Linked DNA regions of Homo sapiens: all the other regions are linked to region 1. A link is a contact called in ENCODE Hi-C or POLR2A ChIA-PET data. All regions are on one chromosome and are shown on one strand. Each heading gives the region's core, a stretch centred on a gene start or an enhancer-like site at or near the end of the contact. The rest is flanking DNA. Distances are from core to core; before and after follow the strand shown. Region 1 overlaps IL31RA (interleukin 31 receptor A). Region 2 has its middle 64 kb from the start of C5orf67. Region 3 holds the start of CDC20B (cell division cycle 20B). Region 4 overlaps C5orf67 (chromosome 5 putative open reading frame 67). Region 5 has its middle 66 kb from the start of LINC01948. Region 6 overlaps MTREX (Mtr4 exosome RNA helicase).

The links. Hi-C counts contacts between places; a loop is a spot of excess contacts on that map. ChIA-PET counts read pairs that join two places held with the same protein, here RNA polymerase II (POLR2A). Pooled maps may share reads with other maps.
Region 2: a pooled map shows a loop between it and region 1 (3-fold over the local background). The contact joins two enhancer-like sites. A Hi-C loop is called at or near these places in 2 of 37 single-sample maps with no recorded cell type and 3 of 50 pooled maps.
Region 3: a loop to region 1 is called in a map of GM12878, with 3 times the contacts of the local background. The contact joins the promoter of CDC20B here to the enhancer-like site in region 1. A Hi-C loop is called at or near these places in 2 of 168 maps with a recorded cell type or tissue (GM12878 and chondrocyte), 10 of 37 single-sample maps with no recorded cell type and 4 of 50 pooled maps. POLR2A ChIA-PET finds 5 or more read pairs at or near these places in 1 of 52 experiments (activated CD4-positive, alpha-beta T cell).
Region 4: a loop to region 1 is called in a pooled map, with 2.6 times the contacts of the local background. The contact joins two enhancer-like sites. A Hi-C loop is called at or near these places in 2 of 37 single-sample maps with no recorded cell type and 2 of 50 pooled maps. POLR2A ChIA-PET finds 5 or more read pairs at or near these places in 1 of 52 experiments (activated T-cell).
Region 5: a pooled map shows a loop between it and region 1 (4-fold over the local background). The contact joins two enhancer-like sites. A Hi-C loop is called at or near these places in 4 of 37 single-sample maps with no recorded cell type and 4 of 50 pooled maps.
Region 6: a pooled map shows a loop between it and region 1 (1.9-fold over the local background). The contact joins two enhancer-like sites. A Hi-C loop is called at or near these places in 3 of 168 maps with a recorded cell type or tissue (IMR-90, chondrocyte and dorsolateral prefrontal cortex), 8 of 37 single-sample maps with no recorded cell type and 6 of 50 pooled maps.

What each region holds. Positions count from the first base shown.
Region 1 is chr5:55,901,120-55,904,754 of GRCh38, forward strand. The region is part of intron 8 of IL31RA (interleukin 31 receptor A); the gene reads left to right. Among named protein-coding and RNA genes, the nearest start is that of IL31RA, 52 kb to the left of the region's middle. RefSeq lists enhancers at 1,782-2,283, 2,073-2,722, 2,284-2,783. Within about 2 kb of position 2,097, at least 2 of the 41 ENCODE cell types and tissues checked have a DNase peak (open chromatin) inside an H3K27ac peak, as active enhancers do; they include GM12878, where a contact is called at or near this core.
Region 2 is chr5:56,668,628-56,672,749 of GRCh38, forward strand. No RefSeq gene overlaps it. Among named protein-coding and RNA genes, the nearest start is that of C5orf67, 64 kb to the left of the region's middle. RefSeq lists a silencer at 1,575-1,869 and an enhancer at 1,819-1,868. Within about 2 kb of position 1,529, at least 15 of the 41 ENCODE cell types and tissues checked have a DNase peak (open chromatin) inside an H3K27ac peak, as active enhancers do.
Region 3 is chr5:55,170,948-55,174,974 of GRCh38, forward strand. It overlaps CDC20B (cell division cycle 20B), which reads right to left and starts at 2,230. Exons shown (of 12, transcript NM_001170402.1): 1 at 1,991-2,230; 2 at 1,641-1,703. The coding sequence starts at 2,053. MIR449C (microRNA 449c) reads right to left here and starts at 1,406; the gene lies at 1,315-1,406. RefSeq lists silencers at 1,954-2,248, 2,336-2,665.
Region 4 is chr5:56,587,389-56,591,275 of GRCh38, forward strand. The region is part of intron 1 of C5orf67 (chromosome 5 putative open reading frame 67); the gene reads right to left. Among named protein-coding and RNA genes, the nearest start is that of C5orf67, 17 kb to the right of the region's middle. RefSeq lists enhancers at 1,412-1,491, 1,622-1,881. Within about 2 kb of position 1,668, at least 18 of the 41 ENCODE cell types and tissues checked have a DNase peak (open chromatin) inside an H3K27ac peak, as active enhancers do.
Region 5 is chr5:56,413,887-56,418,028 of GRCh38, forward strand. No RefSeq gene overlaps it. Among named protein-coding and RNA genes, the nearest start is that of LINC01948, 66 kb to the right of the region's middle. RefSeq lists an enhancer at 1,449-1,498. Within about 2 kb of position 1,590, at least 16 of the 41 ENCODE cell types and tissues checked have a DNase peak (open chromatin) inside an H3K27ac peak, as active enhancers do.
Region 6 is chr5:55,337,130-55,340,773 of GRCh38, forward strand. It overlaps MTREX (Mtr4 exosome RNA helicase), which reads left to right. Exons shown (of 27, transcript NM_015360.5): 6 at 2,881-3,055. The region is part of intron 1 of LOC124900979 (a long non-coding RNA gene); the gene reads right to left. Among named protein-coding and RNA genes, the nearest start is that of MTREX, 31 kb to the left of the region's middle. Within about 2 kb of position 1,847, at least 3 of the 41 ENCODE cell types and tissues checked have a DNase peak (open chromatin) inside an H3K27ac peak, as active enhancers do.

The DNA.
Region 1 (3,635 bases), core at 847-3,346:
TCCTAGATATTTATATTTTTGTATTTTGAGCTACACTTGATATTATTTTAGTTAGCATTTAATAGTACTCCCTGTAGTCCTCATTTCCTGACATCCTAGTTCCCGCCTGTCCAACACCCTAGTGATGAAGTTCCTGACAAATGCACGTGTCATTGGGGCACACATTCTTTATTAATAGAGGTGCTGTTAAATAGTAACCTCAGTTTCCCAGTGTGGCCCCAGGATGGGAGGTGGTAAAGAATAGGGTATAAAAGCATGGGCTTTGGAGTCCAGCAGCCCCGGGTTCAAATCTTTGCTCTTCCACAAGATACCATTAACCTTGGGCAAGTTACCTAACTTCTCTGAAGATTAGCTACTCGTAAAATGGAGCTATTATATAATAATACCTACCTCACAGAGCTGTAGTGAAGATTAAATGAGATCATGTATGTAAAATGCTTTGTCTGGTGCTAATTATTACTATTGTCATTATTATTATTATTATTATTATTATTATTATTATTATTAATTTTTGAGATGGAGTTTCGCTCTTGTTGCCCAGGCTGGAGTGCAATGGTGTGATCTCAGCTCACCACAACCTCCACCTCCTAGGTTCAAGCAATTATCCTGCCTCAGCCTCCTGAGTAGCTGGGATTACAGGCATGTGCCACCACACCAGGCTCATTTTGTATTTTTAGTAGCGACGGGGTTTCTCCATGTTGGTCAGGCTGGTCTCGAACTCCTGACCTCAGGTGATCCACCTGCCTCAGCCTCCCTAAGTGCTGGGATTACAGGCGTGAGCCACTGCTCCTGGCTTATTGTCATTCTTAATAAAATTTCTGATTGATCAAATTTCTGTTAGACACAGATTATCGACTTTAAAAATATTATAAAATACACTTTAAAGTTATGCTAAATTCACTTAGGTTTTTTTTGGCTTTGTGTCAGATACGACTGTGTGATCATCAATTATAAGGGTCCTAGATCAGGTATTGGCACACTGCAGCTTGCAGGTTAAATCTGGTTGGACACTTGTTATTGTAAATGAAGTTTCACTCTAACACAACCACACATATTTGCTCACATATTATTTATGGCTTCTTTTGTGCAACGGTGGCTAAGTTGAATAGTTATGACAGAGACGACCTAGCCCACAAAACCTAAAATCTAAAATATTTGCTATCTGGCTCTTTACAGAGAAACTTTACAGATGCTAGTCCCAGACATAAAAGAAAATAATGTTCTGGATGTGCACGATGGCTCACGCCTGTAATCCCAGCACTTTGAGGCCAAGACGGGTGGATCGCTGAGTTCAGGAGTTCAAGACAAGTCCAGGCAACATAGTGAAACCTTGTTTCTACAAAAAAAAAAAAAAAAAAAATACAAAAATTAGCCAGGCCTGGTGGCATGTGCCTGTAGTCCCAGCTACTTGAGAGGCTGAGGGGGAAGAATCGCTTGAGCCAAAGAGGTTGAGGCTGCAGTGAGCCGAGATTGTACCACTGCACTCCAGCCTGAGTGACAGAGCGAGACCCTGTCTCAAAAACAAACAAAAGAAAGTAATATTCTACAGAATTTTGCTTACTAAAGTGGAGGCAACTGGAGAATGAGAATAATAACTAGAGAATAATAAGATAATTTTTGTAAGTATAACTATCATTAAGTAATAGTTATCATACATTGTCTACTAGTATGTGTCAGGAATTGTGCTAAGATAACATAGGTTTTCCCATTTTAGCCTTGACATGACTCATGATGTAGATGCTGTGAGATCTATTTTATAGACGGCAAAGGGATTCAGGCAAGCTTAGTAATGTGCCCAAGGTCTCTGGAGTGGGATGATTCCAGCTCGGATCTGCAGGATTCCCAACTTGTACCATATCCCACAACCTTAGATGTGTTATTCATAAAGTGACTTGAATTCCGGTCACAGATGCTGTGTGACACTGAACTGGTTATTGACCTGTGCGGGCCTCCACGTTCCCCTCTTGGAATAAGGGCTTGGAATGAGGTTCCTTCTGCTCAGCACGCCCTGGGTTTTGTGAGACCCGAGACAGCAGGCAGCGGTGGCGTGGTCCCAGGCAGGGCATCGGAAAGCCCGGCCACTGTGTCATAAGGCCAGAGGAGGAAGATGGGCCCAAGTTGGGGCAGAGCTCAGGATGGGCCAGGACGGTTGGCAAAGGAGAAGCAGCACCAGCACGTGAGCCCCGGGTGACTGTCTTCATGCAGATCACAAGAAATCAATGGCTTTCACAGTCAAAGCCCCTCCCTGCTTCTTCAAGGAAGGATCTGTGTTTCCCACCACACCTGGGGATGTTTGGAGTAATTGCTCAGAAAGCTCTTGTTGAATGATGGAAGGACCCGGCGATTCGTTTATATTGAGTAGAGTGATGACTTGGAAATTCCCCTTTTGGCGCCCCTTGGTGTGGCCAGGCTTTCCCCTTTCAAGGTTGACTCATGGTTTCCTGGGGCCGGCGCCACGCCCCTGTGGTCTCCGCAGTCTCTGCAGTGCACTTGGCGCTTTAGACCCGGATCTCCCTGCTCCTCAGAGCTCCAGTGTTGGTGAGAAGGAGTGTGGGTTTAGACACCAACACTGGCTTCTTCAGGCCAGGATTTGTGGGCAATCATTTTTTAAAAAAGTGCCTCCAGGGAGATGAGGAAGCTGCAGAAGCAGGCCAGGACAGGGCAGAGGCTGAGATGAAGGTGGGCTTTCAGGGCTGCCAAAACGAAGCACTGCAGACTGGGGGGCTTCAAACAACAGAACTTTATTGTCTCATGGTCCTGGAGGCCAGAAGTCCCACATCAAGGTGCTGGTTGGCCATGCTCCCTAAAGTCTCTAGGGGAGAATCCTTCCTTACCCCTTCCAGCTTGTAGTGGCCCCAGGTATTCCTTGGCTTGTGGTAGCTCCAGTAACTCCCATAAATCCAATCTCTGCTTCAGTCTTCACATGGCTAGCTTCTTGTGTGTCTCTGTTTCCATGCCCAGATTCCTCTTTTCTTATAAAGGGCCCACTGTCTTAACTAATTACATCTGCAATGGCCTATTTCCAAATACAGTCACATTGTGTGGCACTGGGTATATACTTTGGGGGGATACAATTCAACCTGTAACAGGTACAATCTGAGATAAAAGCCCCAGGGAGGGGGGTTCCCACTGGATCTTGCAGGGGACTCTATCTAGAGTGTGAGTGACATCTCATAGTCATCCCAGCCAAGCAAAACACAAGCACACAGTAAGAAGGAAGCTGAGTGGGTCTGGGTGGAGCGCCAACATTGGCTGCTAGAAGAGTCTAGTTACATCTCCAAGGCTCCAGCAGGGACTTTCAGCCAGGACTGGCTGGGTATGCTTCCAGGCGGTGAGCAGGGGAAGGCTGGAAGGAGAAACTCAGAGCCCTAGGGTTAGGTGGGGTCAATCTCCAGGCTCTGTGCTTCTTGCCCCGGCCTCTGCTCCTTCTGTGGCTTCACATTTCCTCCATGCCTCAGTTGTCCTTCTCAGAGTTACCTTTTCAGGTTGACAACTTACCTGGCCTTGCTGCTAGGACTAGCCCCTGGAGTGTCTCATAAGGACCCTGTTTGGGAAAAGGATCCGTCAACTGTGGCTTACAAGAACAAGACTCCTAAATATACACACAGCCTGCTGGGGTTTGTTGCCAAGGAATA
Region 2 (4,122 bases), core at 279-2,778, 770 kb after region 1:
TCATTTAATCTAATCTTTTCATTTTGTACATTGGGAAGCTGAGGCCAACCTCCATGGTTATACTTGCAGGCAAGTTGCTTAGAGTTTATCCAAAAAAATGATATTTCTGATTGTCAGGGTACTAAATAATTTTGGTAGCATCCCAGTAAGCAGAACAGAGTAAAATTCTCCCAGGGGTTCATGAAGCCCCTGCAATAACACAATGCTACTAATTAATTAATTAATACAATGCTGTTATTTCTGCCAACAGAAATCTCAGAATATGAAAAACACACAAGAGAGGCTAAATGGGAAAATTACTGACACCCAAGCCAATGACCTGAGTCAGAACAACTTTTATCAGAATGAAGCGCAGAAATATTAATATCAAGAAGCTGAACTTTTAAATCAAAGCCAGAAAATGTATTTGCCCAAGGTAAAGGCATGAGCAGAAGGTTTACAGAGAGAAGGACAATGATGATAAGGAAAGCTTGCTTCTTTACAATGAATGCATTGTGACAAACTCGTGAGGCACCAAGCAAGCTGACAAGGGTCCCTTCTTCCTTGCACCTAGGACAGTTTGGCTAAAGGACATCTAGGGTGACACGCCTCAGACAGTCCGCATTAATTTCACATCCTGGAATAGCCCGAAGAACCTGTCCAACCTGACTGTCAGCCTTTTCAAAATCACTTTTGGAATTCTTTGTTCAATCCTGCTTGGTTTACACTGGAACGTCTCTTCTGGGACTTCTCTGGTGACTTGATCTTTGTCCACAATGACATAGCCCAGGAGACCCACCAATACCCAGATTTGCCCAGTGGGTGACACTAATATTAGATCCAATTAGAAGTGTCAATTCAAAACAGATGAAGGACACATTTACACACAAGTCAGGGCTGCCACAAATTCATTTCTTCCTCACAATATCCTCTAGCAGAAAAAAGGGCAAACTGACCTTGAAGAAACCTCCTTTTTTTTATCGGTTACCATGGCAGCATGAACCGTCTCTCCCCAGGGCACCTGCCCATGGGTTTGCACCTGCCAGCTGGTAGCAAGAGTGCACCAGCAGCCTTGGTTCCCAGTGGCTGTGCTCACATCATCAACAAAGGTACCAGCAGTGCCAATTGGCTTCACGATATGGATACCTGCCCGCTAAGCATTGGCCTGGAGCTCGGGGACTTTCACAAAGGCCAGCCAACAGCTGGCAGGCAGGAACCTCCAGGTCATTGTCATCCTGGGCTGAATTGGAACATGCACTTGGGAGACAAAGGCTCTGTCTGTAACCACAGCATCCCTTCCTCCCTGGGTGTTTTATTTTCAGCTCTGGGTCCCCTGCTATGGGAAGGCCATGTGGCTGAAGGTGTCTTTCTTGTTTTTTTTTCCCCCCCCTCCTTTAGCATTGTCCTGCCTTGTGCATGGTGCAGAAAAGCTTTCTCTGTCCCATGTCTAGTTTTATTGCAAATCAGAGAGCTCACCATAAGTCATCCTGGGCCAGTGGGTTCAGAGGTGGAGCTGGTAACCAGAGGCCATGTCAAACTTCCTCCTCTGGCTCCATACCAAGGCCTCGGAGGATTTTTTGTCACATGAGGTTACTGTAGTTTCACATCCTCTAAAGCAAAGCTCTGTCGAAACTCTCTATTCTCACATGGCTTCAGCTCAAACAACCACCCTACTCAGCTGCCTTCCTAACCCTTTCAAGCCGTGAATCAGGAGACCTGGGTTCCAGTTTCAGCTCAGTCTGCGTGCCCCAGAGCAATGACGGGGCCTCAACTTCTTTATCATGAAAATTAAGAGGCCAAAGTACCTTTCACTCAGGTTCCTTTCAACTCTCTCTCCCCTATCTTAAAAAAAAAAAAAAAACAACAGCTTATTTTTCCTGTTGCTTTTAGAAGAAACTCTTAACCTGAGACTCTCTAAAAATGAATAGAGATTATTGTGGTTTAAAAAATAAATGGCTACACACAGCAACCTGACTGTATCTCAAAAATATTATGGTAAATGAAAGAAGCTTCACATACAAAAGAGCTCATACTGTATGGTATTATTAACATGGAATTCAAAAATAGGCAAAACTAATCTACAGTTTTAAAAATTAGAATAGTGGTTGCCTCTGGCTGTGAGGTAGGAGCAGGGATTACCTGGGAAGGGGCAAGAAAGAATTTTCTGAGATGAAGGTTATATTTTATATCCGGTTAGGACTGGGTCACACAAGTAAGCCTTCATCAAAACTCACAGACTGCTACTCTTGAGAGGATCAATAGAGGTAATAAAGCAATTATAGCAAAATATTAATTGCAGGATCCAAGTTGTGAGTAAATGGGTATACCCTGTTTAATTCCTTCAACTTTCCTGTAATTTGGGAATCTTCATACTAAAATGTTAGAAAAAAACACGTTCTAATACATTTCAAAATTCCTGTCTCACTCATTCTCTCCTTTCTTCCATCCCCTCCCTCTTTCTTGACATGTGACCTTCTTTTCCCATTAAATGAGTCAATGGAAATGGGAATATTTATTGATTTGAGCAGTTAAGTCACCAGTGCTCTGTGATGACTAACTACTTTATCATTCATTGCCCATGGCTTTCAAGGGAAGAGGACAAGCTCTGTGCATCTTTCTCAAAGAAAGCGTTCCTACCTGTAAAAGTCTGTTAGAAAGGACTGCAGATTTAATAAGCATCTTTCAAGAGCTCTGTCCCCATTCCAACTCACCCCAACCCTCCAGCCCCAACACATTTGTTAAAAATTCACATTCAGAGATGCAGGACCCTCAACCTTGGACTTCCCAGACTCCAGAACTGTAGGACATAAACCTCTTGTCTTTACTTTAAAAAATAATAATAACATTCAGTCCCTTTTTTGAAGGTTTTTATCAGGATATCTCAAACTTAACACTGAAAGGAGGTAGCAAAATTTCTGTTTCCTCCATGTCTTTGTACTTGTAGAAATGGAGGCACAAAGGTAAGACACAGGTGTGACCAGGCCCTTCGAGTGGTTCAGCTGACTGAATATACACCTAGAGACCCTAAAACAAGCCACAGGGGTGAGAAATCAGAGAATTAGGAATGCGCAATTTAAAAGCACTGCGGTTTCCAATGTGAATTGACTGGAACTGAGGTTAAAGAAGAATTTCAGCATTTTTTGGTCACCAGTTTCTCAATGGACCATTTCCTGTCCTCTCACTGTCAAGTTTAGAGAATAAAACAAACCTCAAGGATGTATCTCTGCTCCACACCCTGTCTCAAGGCAAAGTTAGTGGTCACCAACAGCAAGATAGCACACACTGCATCTACAAATGTATGTGACATATCTTCACATTTTGTGTGTGTGTGTGTGTGTGTGTGACCACAACTTCAAAGAAACGAACAAAAGAAGCAACCAATAATCATAATGAAGAGGTTAAATTTTACCAGAGCCAATTGGGCAGAGAAAAAAAATCCAAAAACACAATGAAAACAAAGAATATTAGACCTGTTAAAAAATAATAATAAAAACCTTAGAGTTCATTTTAGTCAAACTTTTCATTTTGCAGAAAAAGAAACTGGATCTCAAATTTCCAATTTAATGAAAGTTATGTCTGAGAATATAAATCTGAGACCTGATCTCACCACCAGAAAATAGGGTTGGAATTGACCTTATAAATAATATATCTAAGCCCCTCAGTTCACTGGTGAGGAAACTGAGGTTCAAAGAAATTTCAGGGACTACTTCGAGTCCACACTGTTACTTAGTAGGACTAACTCCCATGTGTTTATGCTTCTGAGGAAGACAGCTTCGGTACCTTCCTTCCCTGTCCAAATCCTATCGGCAGCCTTTATCACTCTTTCGTTCTTTGAAATGAGCAGTTGATGTTTTTCTCATGTTCTTATACAAATAACCACCTTAATTCAGCTTAGAGACCCACATCTCCTTTCCAACCAGATTAGTATCCCTTACAGAAATTCAGGCACTGAGTCTCCCTCTGTCGCTCAGGCTGGAGTGCACAACCTCAGCTTACTGCAACCTCTGCCTCCTGGGTTCCAGTGATTCTCCTGCCTCAGCCTCCTGAGTAGCTGGGATTACAGGCATGCACCACTACGCCCAGCTAATTTTTGTATTTTTAGTAAAGACAGGGTTTCACCATGTTGGCCAGGCTGGTCTAGAA
Region 3 (4,027 bases), core at 980-3,479, 730 kb before region 1:
CTTACATTTAGGTTTTCCAAATTAAATGCTTGGATAAAAATATGTTCTACAGTACAAATGAATTTTAAAAGTTACTTAACTGTAGGCTGGGCGCAGTGGCTTATGCCTGTAATGCCAGCACTTTGGGAGGCCAAGGTTGGCTGATCCCCTAAGGTCACAAGTTCAAGACCAGCCTGGCCAACATGGTGAAACCCCGTCTCTATTAAAAATACAAAAATTAGCCCAGCGTGGTGGTGCTGCCTGTAATCCCAGCTACTCAGGAGGCTGAGACATGAGAATCACTTGAACCCGGGAGCTGGAGTTTGCAGTGAGCCGAGATTGCACCACTGCACTCCAACCTGGGCAACAAAGTGAGACTCTGTCTCAAAAAAATAAATAAAAAGTTACTTAACTATAGCTTTTCAAATCACTTCTGTTTACTGATCCAAAGACTACTTGTCTGTATTAGACAGTAAAATATCTAGGAGTCGTGATAATACATAAGCTGTGCACGACACAAAACTGCAGCAGTGTTTGGGGGAAAAAATCAACATTAAAGTATTTAAGAAATGTAAGGGCTTAAATGCAATTAGTTTTCTCCTACTAGAAATGACATTAGTAATCGAGTTCTGAAAATGCAATTATGTATTCAATATAGGATGTTACCACTTGAATACTGAATTTTTTTTTTTAAGAGGCAGGGTCTGGCTCTGTCCTCCAGGCTGGAGTGCAGTTGTGCAATCATAGCTCACTGCAGCCTTGAACGCCTGGGCTCAAGCAATCCTCCTGCCTCAGGCTCCCAAGTAGCTGGGACTACAGGCACATGTCATCATGCCCAGCTAATTTTTGCAGTTTTTTTATAAAGACAAGGTCTCCCTGTGTTGTCCAGGCTGGTCTTGAAGTCTTGGCCTCAAGTGATCCTCCTGCCTCAGCATCCCAAAGTGCCGGGATTACAGGCATGAGCCACAGTGCCTAGTTGCAAAATTTATATAAGATCTAGAAAAATCTATTAAAATGGTGGTGGATTTGGAACTAGAATCTCTGCGTACAGGTCAAAGGAAGATGAACTATTGAGCCTAGAGAGAAGCATGGTAAATGGTGACAGAGATTTAAAGCAGATGAAGGCTCTTTATGAAACACGTTTATAAAACCATTTAAATTTGTTTCCTTTTACACTGATTACAGGAGACACTAAAGACCTTTGGGTTTGGTCTTTCAAGGAGAACAGGTACTACATTGGATCAACTTTAAATTGCTCACGTTAAGAACCATGGTTTATGCCACTTCTCCACATTGTCCACAAGATGGCACCATTTCCATTTCTTTGGGGGGCGTGCTTCTGAATGCAACAGAGAGGAGTGCAACTAGCAACTGTTAAAATCATTAACAGCCGCTAGCAATACACTGCCTACCTGACACATCCCAGCTTTATCCTTTGCTGTGGAGGCAGAAACTAGAAAGTACGATTCAGATGCAAACGATTGCATTATTTGTCTGGGATCTTCAGTTTCATAAAGAAATTTTTTTTAGTATGTAATAAGATACTAAAATTCTCATATTTTCAGACCAGCTCAAACTTCCTACAAATACATTATTTACCAAGAATTCGTTTGTTCAAGATCAGAATTAAAACAGAGAACAAGAACAAGCCCTGGACTCACGTTGGCGGAATCTTGACTTCTCTTCTGCTTCAAGTCTTTGGAGAGCACACGCATGATACTTTCCTTTGAAAACACAGATAACATATTGAGGGAGAAACTATTTAGGAAAATCATAATTTCAGGTGTGGAATTTTTCTAGATCTTGTGCTTGTCAGATTACACTTTTTTTTTTTTTTTTTTTTTTTTTTGGCAACTAGGCACCTTCAGAATATAACTAAATTACATCACTCAAATTTACGACCAGGGCTTAGAGTTTCGTACCACCTCTTGGTCCTAAACAGATATTATGAACGGGGCCTTCGGCCCCGCATTAGAGAGTTAGGGAGAATGCAGAAAAGGGTGTTACTCACCCACAGCATCTCCTCTTCCGTGCGGACCCTCCGAGGCGCGGTGCGCTCCAGTTTCCACTCCATCTCCGGCTGACTTCGCCCTGCCTGGCGTTTGGCCTCTCTGCTCGACTGCCTCTGGTTTTCTTCCCAGGTCTAAGTCAGTCTTGACGCCTAATCGTCAAACCCCTGGAGTCCCGTCCCCCAGGACCATTCTATTTCACCACCTCCCTCCAGGTCCCCCACTCCTCCCACCGCCGCTGCAAGGTGTTCCCCAGGGTACCATTTAAAAAGCCGGCGGGGCGGCAGTCGGCGCGGGAATCCCCCTCGCCGGCTTCTTATTGGCCGGCGCCGCGGTGTCGTCAGAGCCCGGGTGGGATTCCCCGGCGCGCGCCGCGGCCCCGCCCCTGCCGGCCCTCTCTGGGCCCCGCCCCGCCACCGCCTCCGGCCGAGGCGCGCACCCGGGCGCCAAGCTTTGCCGCGAGCCGTGGCGGGCCTGCGGCTGGGCCTGGCGCCGGGGGCTGCCACCGCGGCAGGAGGCGGAGGGGTTGGCGGGCGAAGAAGCGGGTTCTGGGAGTTCACGATCTTTCCATTTTCAGAAACAAGAATGTTTCCTTATAACGGCCCTGATCCCTGTTCCTCTGCACCCACTTCTCTTTCTCCAACCACACCCTGCCTTTGCAGGATCCGAGCGTGCACAGCTCTCCGGCCTCTGTCCGTTGGTAATCGCTGTGTCAGCTATAGATGTGAGGCGTGTTCGTCAGCTCTTCGTTTTCAGAAGGCAAGAAAACGTGGCAAGATTTCTATGCCGATCAAAAGGGAGAGCGTTGACATATTTATGCAATAAATTATTCCCTGCTCTATACATTGGGAGTAGTCAGGTCCTCTCACTCGGGCTTCTGAGCCCTGTTCCTTAGCAGGGGGTAGGTGAGAGAGGTGAAGAGGTAGTGAAAGAACCAGTGACAGGCAGGACCTCATAAGGCGTGAAGAGGGGGCCAGAAAGCTGAGCACACTGGGGACTCCGTGATAAAGGGGGAGAGGAAGATATTGAGGGTTGAGGAAGAGGTCTGGCGGGAAATGACAGGGAACCAGATGGGCTGTGCAGCCTTAGCTGCCCATCTGAGCTGCCAAGAGAGCCGAGTTGTGCCATATGGCAGGAGGGGACACTGCATCTGGGAAGCCTCTGACAGCCTGGCAGCCTGTTTGTCCCTCCCTTGCTAACCCCCCAACCATTTTTGACATTGGATTGTATTTTGCTCTAAGGCAATGTGAGTTTGTGTGTTTTTCTGGGGAAACAGTTCATAGATAGCAGATACTCAAAAGGGTCAGTGATCCAAAAAAAAAAAAAAAAAAAAACCTAAAACTCACTCCCCTGCTTTCCTTCATACTGAAAGCAAGAAAAAATGGCATTAGAACTAAGACCCAATCTTAGACCAGTTTTCTATGTACAATAATAATGCTGCATAGGGTAACTTAATCTTCAAATGACATATATCAAAATGTTTGATAGTCAAATAACTAGTGGATTAAAAGATCTCTAAGTTTCACCCACAAGAAGTCTATTTTCCTTGCAGTGGAGTACTCATTCCAAATTCCAGTAAATCTTTCAGCAAACATTAAGACTAAATAAAAGTAAACTATTATTGGATGAGAGTCAGATGCATTGTTAATTTAAATGATCAGTTTTGCAAATGCCAACTAAAACTCAAAGTATATTGGAAATAATATGAAGGACATATTATCTTTGTTCTATTTTTAAATATAGTTTACATTTAACCATTTTGTATAAACACAGAATAAAAGCAATTCAACTAATAAGCTCATAAATCCATGTAAATTGGGATTTTTAGAATCCAATTTCTTACAAGTACTAAGAATAGTGAATCATTCATTTAGAATGCAATTATCTGTAAAAATACATTTATAAATTCCATTATAGCCATTAATTCCACAGCATACATATACACAGCCTCCAAATGTCTTTTTTTCCCCTAGTGTGAAGTAGAGAAAGTATTAGTCAAATATCTTTAGGAAGTAATTATGCAGTTGAATATTCAGATT
Region 4 (3,887 bases), core at 418-2,917, 690 kb after region 1:
TGTATAACTAAATATATGAACACTTTCACTTAATGTAGATTTAAATATATGTAGATACATGTATATATATTCTTTCCCCTATCCCATCCATTCATTCATTTATTCAACTTAAATTCATTTAGTGTTTACTGTATGCCAAGCACTGTTCTAGGCAGTGAAGACTCAACAGGAAGAAAGAGCCAGGTGAAGACTGGCTAGGCAGTGAAGACTCAACAGGAAGAAACCGCATTTCCTGCACTTTGATAGGAAATGTTGGTAATCCTACATTTGGTAGAGTAAGACAAAAATAAACACATAAATGTATATTTCAGGTTATGATAGGGGATATGAAGAAAAAGCAAGCAGGGAGGTAGGAAGTGATGGGGATTGAGGGTGATGTTTTAGATGGGTGGTCAGGGAGGCCCTTGCTCAGAAGGGGAAGGCTGAGTGGAAAGCTGAAGGAAGCGAGCATGAGCCATAAGGACATCAGAGTGGACACCCAGGGAGAGGAAAAAGCACGTGCAAATGTCCTGTTTGGGAGCATGCTTCTTACTTTGAAGAAGCAGCAAAGAGGCCAGGAGTAGAAAGAGTAAAGGGAAGCGGTGGGAAATGAGGTAATAGAAGCGGGGCCCAGAATGAGAAAGGCAGACTCTGGCAAGCTCTGAACAGAGGAGAGGCACCATCTGATGACTACTGGCATAGCAGGATGCCTGCTGAGTAGGAAGAGTTTGAGCAGTCAGGGACAGAAGCAGGGAGCCTAGTTTGGAGGCAGCTGCAGTAATCCAGGTAAGAGGTGATGGAGCTGGGATAAGGTAGCAGTGAGAGAGGTGGGAGTGGAGAGTTTCTGGATATACTGAGAAGAGAGAGCTTCAGGAAGTGCTGATGGACTGGGCTTGCGGGATGGCCTTGGTCCTGAAACTCCTGGCAAGGGAATAGGCCCAGCTGTCAGCTTAGAGAGTGCAAATGCATCAGAAATCAAGGCCTCTTGAATTCTGGCTCTTACGCAAGAGGCAAAGACCCCATTTATTTAGCACCTACTATGTGTCAGGTGCTGCCTTAGGTATTTTCACAGAAACTTCTTCCTCACAAATCTTTGAGATGGGTTTGACTACTTCCACTTCATGGGTAAGGAAACCAGAATCTCAAAGAAGTTCAATCAGTCAGGGACGGAGATCTGAACCTGTGTCTACCAGTCCCCAGGGCTGTTAATCAGAGACCTTTACAGAGGGAGAGCCTAGCAGAGTGGCTTGGGGGTCGGGGGTCGCTGCAAGCTCAGCAAAGGGAGGCACCAGAATAAGGGAACCCTCACACCCTCCCAGGCAGCCACAGCTTCGCACCAGAGCTCCAGGGTGGAGCTGCAAGTCACGGGTCTGACCTAGCACCAAGCTTCCTCAATAGGATCCAGGATGTAGCTGCTGGGGCTGCAGCCACCGGAAGCAGGAAAACCAACTAGGGACAGGCAGGAGATCCAGTTGACCCATCCAAGCCCCAGGCCCGGCTTTCCTGCGTGAGAGGGAGGGTGCCACCAGGTGCTGCCCACAGCCCCTGTAGTCAACGCCCTTCAAATTTAGTTTCCACATTTCAGCCTCCACACACCAAAACTTTCAGCTAGCCATCCTGGGAGGAGCCCCTAGGTCGCTGCCTCTGGGCTGGCTGGGGCCGATTGGAGGAAATGGGCCTGCACTCAACACTTGTGCACCTGCACTGGGCGTTGTGTATTTCTCCTCTGGTTGCCAGAGCAACAGAAACAACAGTGGCTGCTGAAACCCCCTTAACACCACAGCCCAGGCTGACCCTGACCAATGGCAGCCAGACCTTGCATCTTGGCCTCTTCCCTTTCCTCTCACCCCCCTGAAAGTATCTCCTCTGAAACCAAAAACTTAACCGGCCTCTTTCACTGAGCTGAAATGGTTCTCAGAGCTTGCCCAACTCTGAGCTCTTCCTGACACGCCTGGGTTTCTGACTGTCAGCACCCCAGGGAGAGGGTGGGACGCCCAGATCCAGGCATGGAGCAGAATGTCGCCTAGGGAGAGCGCCGGGAGCCTCCTCCTCAGAACCACTGCGGAAGCTACTTTACTGCAAACAACCTAAGTAAAGTGGGCAGCTTCCCAAGGTGTGGCCCCAGCTGCTGACCCCAGAGTTTGTACTCAAACACCCGTGGGCCTGGCTACTGCCCTTATTGACAAATCCAATCTCATCAGATGCTCTGGGGCTGTAGGTCTTCATTCCATGTCAGGAATGCCCCGCTTTGAGAGGACTTGTGATTGTGGTAATTTATGACACCAGCTGCTGTGAAAATGACTGGGGAATGGGCAAATTGCCCTGCCTGTAAACTCACAAATGGACATCCAGGACCAGAGATGCCCTCGCTCGGAAGCAAGCACCCATATCGCCCTGCCTCAAACTGTGGGGTGCTGGGCTAGCTCACGTTTCATCTCTCAGGTTGCTGTTCAAGTTGCAACCAGAGAATTCCATGTGCTCAGCTGGGAAACAGGACACCAGGGTCCTTCCCTCCATTCTGTGAGTATCCACCACAGGAGGGTGAGGGAAGAGGGCACCTCTATGCTGTTTTTTTAGTTATTTCCACAACCCCACAAGTTAAATATAGCATTTTCCACATGTGTACAACTGAGAAAATCAAAGTTCAGTGAGGTTAAGTGACTTGTCTGAGATTGCACAGTGAGCAAGTAGCAGGACCAGGATTTGAATCCAGATTTCCTATCTCACATTATACTGTAGAGGCATATTTAAAGTCTTTAATAAAGGGCTCAGTTCCTTGATTATCCCACACAATAAACAAAATCATAGGTACTCTATTAGTTTGCCAGGGCTGCCATAACACAGTATCACAGTCTGGGAGGCTAGCAACAGGAGTTTATTGTCTCACGATTCTGGAGGCTAGAAGGCCAAGATCAAGGAGTGGGCTACTTCTGAGGCCTCTCTCCTTGGCTTGTAGGTGGCCATCGCCTCCTCCCTGGGTCTCCACATGCTCTTCCCTCTGTACATGTCTATGTCCTACTCTCTTCTTATGAAGACACCAGTCACGTTGGTAATCCTAGCGGGATAATTCCAGTGACCCCATTTAACAATAATTACCTCTTTAAAGACTCTCTTCAAATGCAGTCACATTCTGCGGTATCAGAGATTAGGATACATGAATTTGGAGGGGGAAGATACAATTCACTCCATAACAGGTACCAAGCCCTGTCTTTTCAATGCTTGTTTTAGCTCCTCAATAATAAAATATAACAACAATATTCTAAATATAAATAAATATGGTAGGCATTCAAATGATCATGAAAAAAGAAGGCTTTTACTAAAAGTTAATTGTCTTTCTTTTTTTTTTTTTTTTTTTGAGACACTGTCTTGCTCTGTTGCCCAGGCTGAAGCGCAGTGGTGTGAAGCTCAGTGGTGTGATCTCAGCTCACTGCAACCTCTGCCTCCCAGGCTCCAGGAATCCTCCCACTTCAGCCTCCTGAGTAGCTGGGACTGTAAGTGCATACTACCATGCTCAATTAATTTTGCTAATTTTTGTATTTGTTGTAGAGATGGGGTTTCATCATGTTGCCCAGGCTGGTCTCGAACTCCTGGGCTCAAGCAATCCTCCTGCTTCAGCCTCCCAAATTGCTGAGACTACAGGCTTGAGCCACTGTACCTGGCCAAGAAATTGATTTTCAGCTGCCATTCTGTTAGCAATTTTTTTCCGAAAGCATTTCCTATGTACAAAACACTTTGATCATTACAATGCCATATGGTACATAGCGCCTCTACTCATTAAACTTTCACTAGAGCTGAGAAGATAAGAAGACATAGACCCAAATAACAACCATACAAAGCAGACATGCTCTATGCCCCAAGAATGGTGCCCTGTAGAGTACCAGGAAGTCCACAGGATGAGACATCACTTC
Region 5 (4,142 bases), core at 340-2,839, 510 kb after region 1:
TTAAAAATAATTATACTTTGACAAATCTTAGAAGTCGACTTGGTGTAATAGGTTTAATTTGCTGATTAACAAAGATGGCTTATGATGTATCTTTGTTAATATTAAGAACCTGAAAATCTTGCAATTAGCATTCATAATTTTATACAGTGTATTTTATACACTTCTCTGCATAAGAACACTGATAAGAAATAACTAAGAGGAACCGGCATTTTGTAAACCATTGAGTGAGTTTTGAATAAGGTTAGCGACAGAACCAAATAATTTTTTAATTTGCAAGAAATGTTCTGCTACTCTGCAGAACTGTTCTTCCCTGCACCCATCTAATTGTGAAATTCTTGCAAGGCTTCAAGTCAGGAAGCATTTCAAATAGAAAGAGGAACTTTAAAAAATGTGCCCCTGGGGAAAGATTTTCCCCCTTCTCCTCCCCGAAAAGGACTCATAATTCATTTCAGCTGCTTTGTATTTTCATGGCATCATTTTTTTAAATAGCAATAGAAAATTGAGACTTTATGGGAGAGGCATCAAATATAGGGCTAAATGTTATTTTGTCTTGGTAAGGCCTAGCACAGGATTTTATTAGCTGCTGATATTTTGTGGGAATCCTGAAATATCTAAATTAATTGTCTTCTTTAAACATTTTTTTTTTTTTCTGAGACAGGGTCTTGCTCTGTCTTCCAAGCTGGAGTGCAGTGGTGTGATCATGGCTTACTGCAGCTTTGACCTCCTAGGCTCAGATGATCCTCTGGCCTCAGTCTCCTGAGTAGCTGGGACCAGAGGCATGCACCATTACACTCAGCTACATTTTAAAATATTTTTTGTAGAAACATGTTTTTGCTATGTTGCCCAGGCTGATTTTGAACTCCTGAGCTAAAGCAATCCTACCACCTAGGATTTTCAAAGTGCTGGGATTACAGGCATGAGCCACTATGCCACCGCGCCAGTACATGGATCTCTGTACTTGCCTGGGCAAGGGGGTGAGAATCTGTCTCTACAAAAAAAGTTTTTAAAAATTAGCTGGATGCAGTAGCACACACCTGTAGTTCCAACTACTCAGGAGGCTGAGGAAGGAGGATCCCTACAGCCCAGGAGCTCGAGGCTACAGTGAGCTATGATTATGCCACTGCACTCTAGCCTGAGCCACAGAGCAAGACCCTGTTTCTAAAAAAAAAAAAAAGATATTGGGGTCAACCATCACTCCTAGTCTCTCCATGCATGAGAAACTTCACCTCTAATATAACTCCTTATAGTAGGTTCTCCGACACAAAGTAGTTCTTCAGTAAAGAAAGCCAGTTGCCTTTGCCCCGTGGCTGTCTCACTATGGACCTTTGCCGCCTGTGCTATCCGAAATCCTCTGATGCTCTTTAGTCACTCTGGTTTAGCCTCCTGCTATTAAGGCTGACTGTCCCCAAACCCACAGTAATGAAATATTGGTCATTAATATATTGTTAAGTCGTGGCAGCCCCTGCATCAATATTAAATAATTATGGTGTGCTTGAGTGCTTACCATGTCCTAGGTCGCTGACAGGGTATGATCGACCAATAAGACTGAGACAGGAACTACAGCCATCACCCCATTTCCCATGACAAACAGCAGGGCTCTGAGACTGATGAAACTTGCCCCCAGGAGAAAAGAGGAAGCAGCAATTGGGCCACGCCTCTCTACAGAGTTCTTCCAGTTGTTGACTCTAAACTTCTCACCCCCAAGAAAGTTTCACAGAGAAGTAGATTGCACAGTCTTAACACCAGCCTGAGCCTTGGGTCCAGCTTCTTATCTGCAGTCCAGTCTACTTCTCAGGAATGTCTTTCTAGGCCATTGTTTACATTATTTCAAAACCAAGGAGCTATGAAATTTCTGAGAGTCCTAAGCCTGGAACCTAAAGATTGCAATTCAAGGCCAGAATTTGCCTTGTTGTCACTGTCAACTCACTCTTCTCTTTATTATCTGCTAGCTTTGAGGGCTTTTGAATTCTTAAGACACATCTTAACTCTTTTCTTGGAGCTTTTAACATTTTCAGATTTTTAAAAATAGTTTTGTTCTTTCTTTGTCCTTAGATATCTAGTAATGCTTTCTCAGACTCGGTCAAGTTAACTCTTCTGGGATTTCATTGTTTTAACTGGCACACTGTGGGAGGTCAGTGTGTGTGTGTGTGTGTGTGTGTGTGTGTGTGTGTGTGTGTGTATGTATAAAACAGACATCAAAGGTTTCAGGAATTATTGGTCCTGTCAAAATTCTGAGTAGCTCAGCTCATATTTACTCATGCACCTTACTCTTCCAGCTCGTCTGCACTTCTTCCTTCTGGTTCTTATGTTGGCAGGTGTATTAGTAAGGGTTCCCTGGAGGGACATAACTAATAGGATATTATATATATAAAGGGGAGTTTATTAAGTATTAACTAACATGATCATAAGGTCCCACAATAGGCTATTTGCAAGCTTGAGGAGCAAGGAGGGCCAGTCCCAGTCTCAAAACTGAAGAACTTGGAGTCCAGTGTTTGATGGCAGGAAGCATCCAGCACGGGAGAAAGATGTAGGCTGGGAGGCTAGGCCAGTCTTGCCTTTTCACGTTTTTCTGTCTGCTTAGCCAGACAGAAAATTAGCCAGCAGCTGATTAGATTGTGACCACCAGATTAAGGGTGGGTCTGCCTTCCCCAGTCCACTGACTCAAATGTTAATCTCCTTTGGCAACACCCTCGTAGACACACCCAGGATCAATACTTTGCATTCTTCAATCCAATCAAGTTGACATTCAGTATTAACCATCACAGCAGGGCAAGAGAACACACAACATGATATTATCACAATATTTTTACCACAGCAAACTTAAGGTACCCCATCCACACAGATGCCTGTCAAAATAAAACAGAAAAGGGAATAGGAAGCAGGGGATGAGGAGTTAATTTCTTTTAGACTTGCTGCTTGAACTTATTCAGACTCCTCTTAGATCTGGAGCTGACATTTTTGTGACATTCTTTTCTCATAGACCATTTTTTCTACTGAGAGCTGACTTGGAGTCAAGAAAGGAAGAACAAACTAGTACTTAAATGAAATAGGATACATTTGAATAGGTCTTTTAATTTTTCCAAGTATTTAATCTCTGTTAGCTATATTCTTGTGGCGTCCATATGAAGAGATAAGTAGCAAATTTTAAAGAATTTCTACTGAAGTTAGAAAACTGAGTTCATCTAATCTTTTTATGCATCTCTATAATTTAGGAGATTGATGCTCAGAAATGATTATAATTGTTCTAGTGGAGGTGCCAGCTACTGTGCCCATAGAAGGATCTATCTGTAACTAAATTCCTTGGTATGGCCACGAATGGTAAATCTCACCTTTCTTGAGGCCCCTCTTAGCATCAGTTTCCCTGAGCTTCCCTGCCTTTCTCACCTTTCTTCCTTTGTCAAAATAAGATGATATTTTTCTAGATCCATTTATTCATCCAACTAAATATCTCCTCTGAGATGCCTATGTAACCTGTACAACAAAAAGAGCATATTGAATGAGCCCGATGAATGAGGCATCTGAAATCCTACAATTAAAAAAAAAAAGGAAGAAAAAATTAGAAGTATCTTTCCTAAAAGAAAGTCAGACATAAAAGTTGTGGTTTTTTGTTTTGTTTTTTGTTGTTGTTGTTGTTGTTTGTTTGTTTAACCTGTCCTGAAATGTTGGCAAGGTCCTATATCATAAAGTCTCTGCTTGATACATAAAATGTTTGGAGCAATCGGAATTGGTTTCGATTTTTCTCAGGGGATTATGACCCCAAGAAAGTAGGAAAACCTCTGCTGTGTATATTTACTCTCGATGAAACTCCATTTCCATATCCTGTCTTCCTATGCCCTATTCCATCTCAGTTTATTATTCAAATTCTGCCTGCTTTCATTCATTCAACAAAAATTGTTGAGTGGATATTACATGCTAGAAAGTGTTTGATATGTTCCCAACCATCTGAGCTGGCCATTCTTCCACTGGGTAAGAGGAACTCAGGAGTCTGAAACCCCTTGGAGGTAAAATTAAGGAAAAAAGATCAGAAAATACGTTTTTGAATAATAAAGTTGTTTTTTTTTTTACAAATGTTTTGTGGTTGTTTCAAAATGTCTTCATATTTACTTAGCATTTTCATAGATTACAAAGGAACTTCATAAATA
Region 6 (3,644 bases), core at 597-3,096, 560 kb before region 1:
TTTTCTTTTATGAGACAGGGTCTTGCTGTCAACCGGGTTGGAATGCAATGGCATAATCATGGCTCACTGCAGCCTTGACTTCCCAGGCTCAACTGATGCTCCCACCTCAGCCACCTTAGTAACTGGGAGTACAGACGTGCGCTACCACACCCAGCTAATTTTTATATTTTATTTATTTATTTATTTTTAATTTATTTTTTGTAGCGACAGGGTCTGTGTTGCCCAGACTGGTCTTGAACTTCTGGGCTCAAGCAGTCCTCCTGCCTCAGCCTCCCAAAGTGCTGGGATTACAGGTGTGAGCCACTGTGCCTGGCGTAGAAATTTCCTGAGGTTTTAGATAATTCTTTATGTTTAATGTAAGTGTTTATATAAAACTATAAAATTTCACTCAGTACTGCTTAAAATGCATCCTGTAAACTGATATTACTGTGTTTCATTTTCATTTAATCCACTTTTTCATTTCTCTTTTGGTTCCCTTGTATGTTGTTTACTTTTCAAACGTGATTTTCCATATACTTAGCCATTTGTTATTTCTAACTTAATTTGTGATTAGAGAAGATACTTCGTGAAATTTCAGTAGTTTAATTTAATGATTGATATGGTTGGATTTATATTTGCCTTTTGTTGTTCGTTTTGGGGGTCTTTTGGTATATTTCTCATGTTTTTTTTTTGATCCTTATTTTTCCTCCATTGCCTTCTATTTTGTTTAACAAATATCTTTTAGTGTACCATTTTAATTTCTCTTGACTTTTTAGCTTTCTTTGAGTTAGTTTTTAGTGGTTATTTTGGGGCTTACAGTATGCATGTTTAACTAAATCACAGTCACAATTTATGGAAAATATTGAAAACTTGCCCTAGTATTTTCTTCTCATTTTTGTACTATTTAATACTGTCATATATTTCAACTACATATGCTATAAATCTAATAATACAGTATCTGTAATACAGTATAATCATTGCTTTAAATTGTGTTTTCTAAAAATATTAAGTGATAAAAATTTTATATATACCTTTACATACATAGTCTTAATTGTTCTGTTTTATGGTATTGCTTCCTTTTAGTTTGAAAGGTTTTTAATAAATATTTCTTACAGAGTAGTTTTATTTTGCTTTCATTTTTGAAGGACGGTGTCACTGGATATAGAGTTCCTGGTTGACCGATTTTTTTTCCCCTTCAACTCCAGATACATCATTCTACTGATATCATTTCATTCTACTCCATTGTTTCTGATGAGAAGTCAGCCTTAATTATGTTGTTCTCTTATGTATTGAGTTTTTCTGTTGTGGTTTTTCAAAGACTCTCTTTGCCTTTGTCATTTAGCAGTTTAACTATGATGTTTCTAGGTATGGTTCTTTTTTGCTTTTTCATGCTGTGTTAATTGAGCTTCTTGGATCTCTAATGTCTTTTAAACAAATGAAGTTTTTTATTGTTTTTTTTTTCCTACCTCTTTCTTATTTTGGAATTTCCTTTGAGATACTTGAGGATGTCTTGCAGATACCTGAGTGTCTCTTATTTTTCTATTTATTTTTCTCTTTAGATTTGATAATTTCTCTCAATTTATCTTCATGTTCATTGATAACAGTCATCACAAATCTGCTTATGGGCCCATCTAGAGAATTTTTTCTTTTGATTGTTAATCTGTAGACTTTCTTTTTCTTTTTTTTTTTTTTTTTTTTTTGAGACACAGTCTCACTCTGTCACCCAGGCTGGAGTACAATGACGTGATGTTGGCTCACTGCAGCCTCCACCTCCTGGATTCAAGCAGTTCTCCTTCTTCAGCCTGCCAAGTAGCTGGGATTACAAATGTACACCACCATACCTGACTAATTTTTGTATTTTTAGTAGAGACAGGGTTTCCCCATTTTGGCCAAGGCTGGTCTCGAACTCTTGGCGTCATGTGATCCACCCACCTCAGCCTCCCTAAATGCTAGGATTATAGGTGTGAGCCACTGCGCCCGGCCTAATCTGTAGACTTTCCATTTGATTATGTTGTTAATAGTTTTGGTTCCTTTTTGAGACAGTCAGTTTCTTGTGACTGCTTCTTTTTTCCTACATATGGTCATACTTTCCTGTTTGTTTTTATATCTTGCAATTTTTTTCTTGAAAAGTTTAGATAATGTATGTAGCATTTCTGTATTTTCTTTTTGTGTATGTTTCTTGTAATTCATATTTGATGTTTGGACAACTTCTGATTTTTTAAAAATTGCTTATTTCACTGGCTGGGATGAATGTTATTTTTATTTCCCCAAATACATTATAATAAGCCTATTCTGGGCAGGAGCTGAATCTTAAATAAGGAGGATCTACTACAATGTTAAGTTTAATGCTATCTGTCTATATTTAAAGAAAAACAAAACTGCTCTATTGTGTTCTGTTAATAGCTATGAAAGAAATTTTCCATAATCAGAACCTACCATAATTTTCAGAGGACTGACTTGTTAACTGTTACATGTGGGAAAAGAATACATATAGATTAACTTATTTGTGAAACTTGAGGAGGAAACACTTCATTTTCCAGGGGCTATAAGCACTTGATCATCTGTATATGTGTGAACTCACAGACAGAGGCTCTGAATTTTGGAAGCCCGTCTTAGAACCAAAGGTGTTTTCCTTGCAAGAAATAGGTAACTGTTAGTAATCTATTGCTATTAGTGACTAAGTTGCATTAACTCTGAGTGACCGGAGTTAAAATGATTTTAGATCACTCTATTTCATATTTATTATAATTATTAGTATAATAGATATGGTGTTACTGTTCTTCAGAGTCCATTCAAGATAAATAATTAGGGAAAATTTGGACACAATTTAAATATTAACAGAATTTTTAAAGTCATAATTTAAAGGAAAAGTTGTATGATTATTTGTTTTCACATTTGTAGGTATGCCATTGCATTGGCCTTAAGGGAAAAGCAGCGTGTAATATTTACCAGCCCAATTAAGGCTCTGAGTAACCAAAAATACCGTGAAATGTATGAAGAATTTCAAGATGTTGGTTTGATGACTGGTGATGTTACTATTAATCCTACGGCATCTTGTCTTGTTATGACCACAGAGGTAATTCATGTAGTGCCTCATCTGACTTTTCGTTTTTAATTAAATTAATGTGACTATTCAGTTAGAACCTGGGAAGTTTTATTGGTTGCTCTACTTAGGTAAAGTATAGTACTTTATTTTCTGATTAGACTTAGGCAAAATGGATAACATTTATCTTAAAGTGTTCTGATAATATTACATTTCTAAATTACCATACTTTATTATTTGTCTCAGATACATTTTTTTCTTCAGGTATTTTTAAAGTTTATTTCTGTCAGTGACATGAAAATATTTTACTGGTTTTATGTACATAGTTTTAAGCATTTGAATATATAGTAATAGTGACTCTTCATTTCATGTGACTTTGCCGTCTTCTATATCTGAGTGTTGATACAAGTAGATGAGTAACTGATTTTTATTTATTTATTTATTTTTTGAGATGGAGTCTCGTTCTGTCTCGCAGGCTGGAGTGCAGTGGTGCAACCTCTGCTCACTGCAAGCTCCGCCTCCTGGGTTCACGCCATTCTCCTGCCTCAGCCTCCTGAATAGCTGGGACTACAGGCGCCCGCCACCATGCCCAGCTAATTTTTTGTATTTTTAGTAGAGACGG